Regions from separate parts of the Homo sapiens genome. Here region 1 is linked to region 2. The links are chromatin contacts, found by Hi-C in ENCODE. All regions are on one chromosome and are shown on one strand. The core of a region is the stretch at or near the end of the contact, and the rest is flanking DNA. Distances in the headings are between cores, read along the strand shown.

The links. Hi-C counts contacts between places; a loop is a spot of excess contacts on that map. Pooled maps may share reads with other maps.
Region 1: a loop to region 2 is called in a pooled map, with 7 times the contacts of the local background. The contact joins the promoter of HEMK2 here to the promoter of BACH1-IT2 in region 2. A Hi-C loop is called at or near these places in 10 of 50 pooled maps.

The regions. Positions count from the first base shown.
Region 1 is chr21:28,882,972-28,887,440 of GRCh38, forward strand. HEMK2 (HemK methyltransferase 2, ETF1 glutamine and histone H4 lysine) reads right to left here and starts at 2,396. Exons shown (of 6, transcript NM_013240.6): 1 at 2,241-2,396; 2 at 14-100. The coding sequence starts at 2,374. It also overlaps the pseudogene HSPD1P7. RefSeq lists enhancers at 1,695-2,254, 2,250-2,309, 2,255-2,813.
Region 2 is chr21:29,370,109-29,374,494 of GRCh38, forward strand. BACH1-IT2 (BACH1 intronic transcript 2) reads left to right here and starts at 2,393. Exons shown (of 2, transcript NR_046564.2): 1 at 2,393-2,455; 2 at 3,134-3,872.

The DNA.
Region 1 (4,469 bases), core at 1,146-3,645, 490 kb before region 2:
ATGATATACTTACATGTACAAAGCCTGAGGGCCTATCATAGAGGCTAGGAATGCAGATACTACACCAGACCCTGACCCTACTTCCAGGCATATTTCCACTCTGAAAAAAAAATAAATAAATATTAGTATAGTAGAATCAAAATACTCTTCACAGAAAACTCTCATGCTAGTGTTATTTCTAGCATATATATTTCTCTAGCATCATCACTCACCTGCAAATATATGAAAATAGAAATTTATAATTTCTGACAACTACTTTGTACTTAATATTGCATAACTCAAAATTACTAATATTTTGGGTACGTAATATAAGTCCATAAAAGTTATCTATTACCAAACATGGCTTTCAGTTAATTTCAACAAACCATTACATTAAAAAGTATGGAAAAATGTTAATCTAGGGTTGGAAATATTAATGTGAAAGACATCATTCCTTCGCACAAGGAGCTCCTAGCTTAGTATTTCCTAAAATAAAGTTTGTATTATTACAAAATTTATTTTTGAAAAAAGTTCCTCTATCATTTTTAATACCTAACATTCATAGAGCCATCAGTATATCCTAGAGAATTAAAAGGTCCCCCAATAATAGAGCAGGACAAAAATTCTTTTTCTGGACAGCTATATGCTAATTGGGAAAATAGTATCTGATCTTTGAATGTTAACCATCTTAGAATGCTGTTAACTATAAAATCTTCATTCTACTGTACTTTATCTTTCCATTAAATTTATTTTCTTGCCTATAATCTTGGAAGTTGCTTCTTTTTTAGAGACAGGCTCTTGCTCTGTCACCTAGGCTAGAGTGCAGTGGTGCCATCACAGCTCACTGCTGCCTTTAACTCCTGGGCTTGCTCAAGTGATCCTCCCACCTCAGCCTCCCAAGTAGTTAGGACTATAGGCACGAACCACAGTGCCAGCCCTCTATAATGTTATACATGCATCAAAAGCATAAATCATCCCCATTAAAAAGATCAGCTTGATGGCATTTAGGGAAATTTTTAGCACTGAACTCCCAAAACAACTACCCAGTGACAAGCTCCAGAGGTTTTAAACTTTTGGAACCAGTCTACACATCTGACAAGTCTTTATTAGGTGGTAGTAAGGTCTGAGAATCTCACCAGGTGGCTTCTCTTTGAAAATAACTATCATGGTCTCATAAATAATTAGAATTCCAAACTAGAAATAACCCAAGACTTTATAACAAAATCAGCTCCTTTTACAGCATACTTTGCAGTGCAATTTGTGCTTGTAAATCTTTCTGGGCTATCTTGAGAAGAAAAGACAAGTTATAAAACAGTACTGTTCCACTGTATATTCCAGTAGATCCAAAAGTTCCATCATCTACAATGAAAGACTAGTTTAATAAGAGCTGGGACATTTTATACTGGAGAAATATGACCAAGTTTAAGAGGGATAAATAAATACAATATAGATCTTTGAAACCTGAAAGCTGTTTGTTCCATCCTGAGAAAACCCAGTTCATCTTATCTTCAAACAAATCTAACAACCCAAATTCCTTACATTTAAAAATCACAATGTCAGTATTCATTCCTTCTGCTATTAATTTAAAATTGATGGCGATCACTTCAATAAATCCATTTAAATAAAGTGCTAGGGTAGACTATTGTCTGCTAGCTGCATGTAACTTTTTTTTGGTAACAATTAAATGAAAAATTCAGTTCCTCAATAGCACTAGCCACATTTCAAGCGCTCTGTAGCCACATGTGAGGACTGGCTGGTGCTAGAGTATGCTATTCAGTGGGTTTAAAAATATTTCCCCACTCCAGTAACACAACTTTCTTTCATGTTTGTTAAGGGTGCTTTCTATGTGCTGAGTAAATCAAATAATACCATGCAATTTTAATATGTAATACTTTAAAAATATTAATAAGCAATGTTTCCGGAATATTTTGTTTCCAAACGTGTTATACTATCGCTTCTCTCAGGGACATGTGTTCTTCAGATTAACAGGCGACAGGAAAAGATACGCCTTTGCATGGTAAGCAGTCAGGGAGCTCATGAGACAGAGCAGCCCCCTGGCAAAGGAGATGCGTCCCCGGCACACTCATTACTTGTAGCTACAGGAAAATTCTCAATTACGGCGTCCTGGCTGTCAATCATCTGCAAGTGGACCCCGCCTGCTCCGGCTCAGGGCGGTGATAGTCACCGTTCCGGCCCTCCTCCACCGCACTTCTTCAGAAAGCCGCAACCCTTTCCCGTCAGAGCCCCTCCCCTCCTCGCACCCTGCCAGTTCGGCAGCCGCTGCCTCCAGCGCGTCCAAAAGCAGAAACGTGTCCTCCGCGGGCTCGTACACGTCGCTGAAGGCGCCGCGGCCCACGTGCCCGTGGAACGGCGTAGCGAAGTTCTCCCCTGCCATAGTCCTTCGCTGCGTTCCATGCGCGTGCGCAGGGCGTGCGCATGCGCATGCGCATGCCCTCACCCTCATGCGCAGGCCTAGGAGTGGGGCTGGCGTCCCGGGCGACCAGTGTGTTGTTGTTGGGTCTTAATTCTAAATTTGTCAGTGGCTCTCCTTGAAATTGCTAAGTAGACAGTTGTATAATCCGTGACTATTGACATTTGCTTTCTTCTTTGGAACATTTAAATTTTATTCTGTGAACTAGAACCTGATAGTGGGCATTCTGAGTTGTTTTTGACTAAGGTGAATGTTCTTTCTTCATTCTAATGATATTTGGAAATTCTGTTTTATTCCTAGTTTGCAAGGATTTGAAAAAATACATAATAAATTTTACTGTTTTTTTGTCAGCTGAACTTTAAGCTTTACGCTATAAAGATGAAGACTTTCCTCGTTTTTTTACTGTACTTTATAAATTGCCTTCCTGATGAATCATGAATGCACTCTTTTTATAAACCTTAAGCAAGATGATGCGGTTTAATACACTGCTGAATTGGGGAGGCTAATAATCTGGCTCCGTTTTTTTTTACCAAGATTACGCTACCCTCGTTATGTGAGTTAGGACACTGTTTCTGGAACATTAGGTAGAAAGCCTTAAAACTGGCTGGGCTTGGTGCCTTTTTGAGTGAATGGATCTTTGATGTTTTGGAACATCTGTAAGTTATTAGACTATTCAAGTATTTGCATTCTTTTTGAGTCAATTTCTGAAATTTGTTTCGCAATGAAACATTTTTACAGCTCGTTTTTTAAATTTGAGAAATAAAAATACAGAAAAGTATTTGAGGTACAAATTTTATTTTATTTTATTTCTACTTATGTATTTTTTTTTTTTGGAGACAGAGTCTCGCTGTATCCCCCAGGCTGGAGTGCAGTGGCGCGAGCTAGGCTCACTGCAACCTCTGCCTCCCAGGTTCAAGCGGTTCTCCTGCCTCAGCCTCCGGAGTAGCTGGGATTACAGGCGCCTGCAGCCACGGCTGCCTAATTTTTGTATTTTTAGTAGAGACGGATTTTCCCCATGTTGGCCAGGCTGGTCTCAAACTGCTGACTTCAGGTGATCCACCCGCCTTGGGCTCTCAAAGTGCTGAGATTACAGGTGTGAGCCTTTAACGCACCCGGCTGGGTTACAAATTTCAAAACCCCAAGTTTTAAACCCAGAAATGACAGTATTTTCTCATGTTTCCTTAAAATATTTTTTAAATACAAGAACTAAAATATTACAAATAAGATGGATGTTCTTTCTCTATTTGCCTTCAGTTTAATTGTGTAACATTCTCTCCAAGGCTCTTATGGATTTAGTGTATGTCCATCTAATCCATGTAAAAACATGGATCTTGTATTTATACGTTTATAAACATTCATATCTTTATAAGCAACATACGGTGTATTTTAAAATTTACATAACTGGTACTAGGTTGGACATATTTTTCAAATTTCTTTTTCAGTCAACATTATATGAGATTTATGTTTTGATATATGGTTAGGTTACTCCTCTTAACTGCCATATAGAATTTTATTATGTAAAAATATGAAAAATATATATATATAGAAAGAGTTGTACTTGATCTCCTGGGTTCAAGCGATCCTCCTCCCTCAGCCTCCTGAGTAGCTGGAACTGGAACCATAGGTGCTCTCGCACCCAGTATTAGGAATATACAAATGTCTTTTTATCCAAAAATACAAAATAAATTATCTGTAGGCATGGACAGTGACAGCAGTAAAACATTATATATTTTGTCACTTGAAACCAGTAACTGATTGTTATAGTGATTTCCTAAACATCTGCTAGCCTTTTCTTCAGTCGTTTTCTCCAGCTGACTTCTCTGAAGTTATTGGTGAGGAATACTGCCTTGGGCTTCCTGCCACAGTTCATTAATTAAAGTAAAACGCTATTCTAATCATTAGAACTTGCCATTTCCCATAACACCTCCCGTTCCACCCATTGCACCCAATACAGGGTCCTTCTCTTTTTTTAGGAATTTCTTTGACTACAACTTCTGCTGTAGTTAACAGGCCACCCCAGCAGCATCCAGTAAAGCACTTCTCACAACCTTTGTTTTGT
Region 2 (4,386 bases), core at 1,143-3,642:
ATAGAGTGCAAGCTGGGGAAATGCCAGATGCTTATAAAACCATGAGATATCGTGAGAACTCACTATCACAAGAACAGCTTGGGGGAACTGCACCCATGATCCAATTACCTCCACCTGGTCCTGACCTTGACACATGGGGATTATGGGGATTACAGTTCCTGGTGGGATTTGGGTGGGGACACAGAGCCAAACCATATCACTATCTCTCCCCCTCATCCCCTCTCTCTCTATTAAATCCCTTATTGGTTCTGTTTCTCTGGAAAACCCTGAATACAGTGGGAAAGAGGTAAACCTTTGTGGTTGTAAGCTACTGAGACTTTGGGGTTATTTGTTACTGTAGCATGATCTGGCCTATTCTAATTTATACAGTGGGATTTTTTTTTCCCCCACAAACACTAAGGAAGTAGCATGTGGAAGGCCAGACCTTCTGTTGCCATCAGTAGGGGGGTTTCTGTAGTCTGAGGACCTATGAGCCTTTTGGGTTACCTTTGACTTGCACTTGGGCTTTTATGTTGATGCCAAGCAGTATGTTTATACTTCTCTAAAATGTATTTTTCTCTATATAAATAGTGTTTTTGTTAACTCTCACCGGCTCCAGTCTCAACTTTTGCCTCTAATTTTTCCCATAATATTCACTAACTCTAGTGATAGCTGTCTATGCGCATTGTACTGAGACTAATTCAGAGAGTGGGTTGGATGAACTTTGGTTTGATTTGTACGTAATTGTTAAAAACTGTGTTTAAGAAAACAGTTGTACCCTTGGCAAAACCTGGAAGTCTCTATGTTAACAATTTTCCCAATTTTTGTTTTAGGAAGCCATTCTGCATATTATGTTTTTAAATAAAAGGATTTGACTTTGGGCTGACAATTTAGCATTTAACCACTGTCTCCGCACCAGTTCCACAAGAGCAGGGATTTAGATTAATTGGAAAAACCTCATTGGTTTCTGATGGAGGGGGCATTCATAGAAACAACCTACTGACAACTAAGGAGCTACTGCGATGGGATGGGCAGCCTGCAGCTTCACTCGGTGGGCAGCCTCCACAGGTACTTTAATTCCTCGCTCTTCTGGCCAGGCATCTCTTGGTAAAGGCAGGTAGAGGAAGCAAAGCAATTACCTAGATAATTAAGGAAAAACAAACCTGTATGTGGCAGGTAACTTGGGGAGCTGCTTCTGATTTTCTAGGCAACTATTTTCATTCTTCACTTCTCTGGTGTCAGCAGGAATCTGAGCTAGATCCCAAGAGCAACTCGAACAATTACAATGCTCTCAGTTGGCAAACCCGGCTTCATAGCAACTTCCCTCCTCATTGATCTAGAGTTTGAAATAGCTTTGTCAGATCTCGGGTGTGTTCCTGCTGATTTATGGCAAAATCCCAGTAACAGCTGTGAAAATGTTTGTCCATTTGTGAAACTTCAGAAAGCGGGTCTAGCAAATCATTCTCACCTGGTGATTCTGGGGCAAGGTGAGAACTGTACCCTCACAGGCCGGGTGAATAAGATTCTAGTTGCGGTGGAGGCCAAGGAAGAAGATGTACTATGAGTCAATCTCTCTATGAGGCATTTGCTGAACCTTCCCCTCCTACACCTTCCTACAAGGCAGGTCCGATGACTTTTACTTTACAGATGAGAAGATGGAGCCTCCACAAGGCACATAGCTGGTGAGTGACAAAACCAGAATTCAAACCCAGATCCATTTGATAGTGACATTTGTTTCCACTACCCTAGTGGCTCTGGGGGAAGCCAGGACACCCATATTTTTGTAAAGTCCCGTAGTTGTTTCTAGTGTCATCCGGGTTGGAAACTGTATATTAAGTCAGTGGTTCTCAAACTTTAGCATGCATTAGTATCCCCTGTTAGGCTTGTAAAAACACAGATTGCAGGCCCCACACTTAGATTTCTGACTTGGTAGGTAGGTCTGAGTTGGGAACCAGGAACTTGCCTTTCTAACAAGTTCCCAAGTGATGTTGATGCGGGGGCCTGGGCACTACACTATGGGAACCACCACCGCATTAAGGTGAACTCAGAGCTGAATCTGACATGAAAATCTGCATTAATGGAGATGACATCAGATATCTGCAAAGTCACTTAATAGAGAACGGTTGAGACTAAGTCTTGACTAATATTAAAACTAACACATCTAAAAAGACTATGTCCATCACAGGTGGGTGGTCAGAATAGAAACATTACATAATGGGAAAGAAAATGTAGCTGATGCTATTCATCTAGAAGGAAGAAGTGATGTAAGGGTCAGTTTCCACCTTTGCTTTGAATTCCTTGGACAGCAAGCAACCATATGAGCATTAATTTGATTTATGTTTTTCAGGTATCGTATCTGATTTCAGATACATATGATGGTCTCAAGTGTGTTTTTTACCACCACCACTTTGTAGGCCTGTTGATGCCACTGCTGTTGAAGTCTATGTGAATGGTGCCCCCTGGTGGAAGGAAAAAGGTAGTTTATTACAGTCCGTTGTAAATGAGTGACCTAGCGTTGTTATCATGCTCTGCTCCTAGAGACCACTCCACTCACCTTAAACTAGCGAGCCTGAGGACCGGTCCCGGGGACCCATGAGAACATGATCTCCGAGAGCCCTGCCCTTGAGAAAGGTTCTCCTCAGCAATACTCCAACTCACCCCAGACCTAAAATTTTTTTTTTTTTTTTTGGAGACAGAGTCTTGCTCTGTCGCCAGGCTGGAGTGCAGTGGCATGATCTTGGCTCACTGCAACCTTTGCCTCCTGGGTTCAAGCAATTCCCTTGTCTCAGCCTCCCGAGTAGCTGGGACTACAAGCGCACACCACCTCGCCTGGCTCATTTTTTGTATTTTAGTAGAGACGGGGGTTTCACCATGTTGGCCAGGATGGTTTCGATCTCCTGACCTTGTGATCTGCCAGCCTTAGCCTCCCAAAGTGCTGGGATTACAGGCGTGAGCCACCATGCACGGCCCTAAAATTCTTAAAACGTGAAAATGGGGGAAGATGGTTAACACATCCATATGCTATCATGATATATATCTTTCTTCTTAGTTGTATGGGATGAAATGATGCCAAGATTTTCCTTACAGAGTAGGGATTGTGACTGAAGCCTTTGGACAGGTATTTAGGCCCTTATGAGTGTCCCCTCTTGTCTAGAGAATGGGACGCCAGGAATGTCAGATGCTTTTCAGCCTCTCCCCTGCTCTCACGCCTAGAAACAAGAGCTCCACAAAGGTCTCTCATTCCTCAAGGCTGATGAAAAGCCCAGCAGCTAAATGGCCAGAAGCCTGTCTTTGTGAGAAAGCAAGAAGTCTCTCGGTTTGAACTCTTCGGTCTAGAGACAGATTCTTCTACCAGTGGTGTAAAACCCTAAAGAGGCTCTGCATAAGACCTACCACTGCTCTGTGTCTCATGACACCCTGCCCCCACCACTGGAAGGCCACACTTATTCTTTGTGTTCATGCTTCTCTATGATCTGCAAGTTTCCCAAGAACACCTGGATTCGAAGCTCAAGTCCACCGCTAAATAGCTATGTGACCTAATGTGTCAGATGGTTATAAGGATTACAGAGAAAGAGGTATAGATAGAGCTGGTAGCAGTGACAGACACATCTTTACATCATATAATTCTGACATGCATTATTATTGTAGTTTTCTGTTATTCAGACATACTTGTTAAGAAGGTGCTGGGGACAATTTGTACATGCTGGGTATGAAAGGGCTTGGAAAGTATTTCATGAATGGAGTTGGCATTGAGGAGTCCAATCCATGTACAATGGGTAGAATTAGAAAGGCATTGAGGATAGTGTATTAGTCTGTTTTCAAACTGCTGATAAAAACATACCTGAGAGTGGGTAATTTATAAAGAAAGAAGAGGTTTAATGGACTCACAGTTCCATGAGGCTGGGGAGGCTTCACAATCATGGCAGAAGGTGAAAGGCACATCTTACATGGCAGCAGGCAAGAGAGAATGAGAGCCAAGGAAAGGGGGAAACCCCTTACGAAACTGTCAGATCTTGTGAGACTTATTCACTACCTTGAGAACAGTATGGGGGAAACCGATTCAATTTTCTTTCACCGGGTCCCTCCCACAACACATGGGAATTATGGGAGCTACAATTCAAGATGAGATTTGGGTGGGGACACAGCCAAACCATATCAGGTGGTTACATAAGAGATCCAGTAGAGAGGTGGGAACTCCAGAGGAGATAACTCACCTGGAAAGTAGGCAATCAGGAATATAGGATCCCAGTATGATGAAAAAAAAGGGGCTGTGGGTATGGGAGGCATATCTCAGAGAGAAGAAACACTGCTGTTCATGCCTGTGAAACCCAAGGTTTCCCCTTCCTCTTAAGGGTTCTCTCCCTCTAATGAGAGTTGTTTACACTGCTGATTAGAGACTATTAAGGT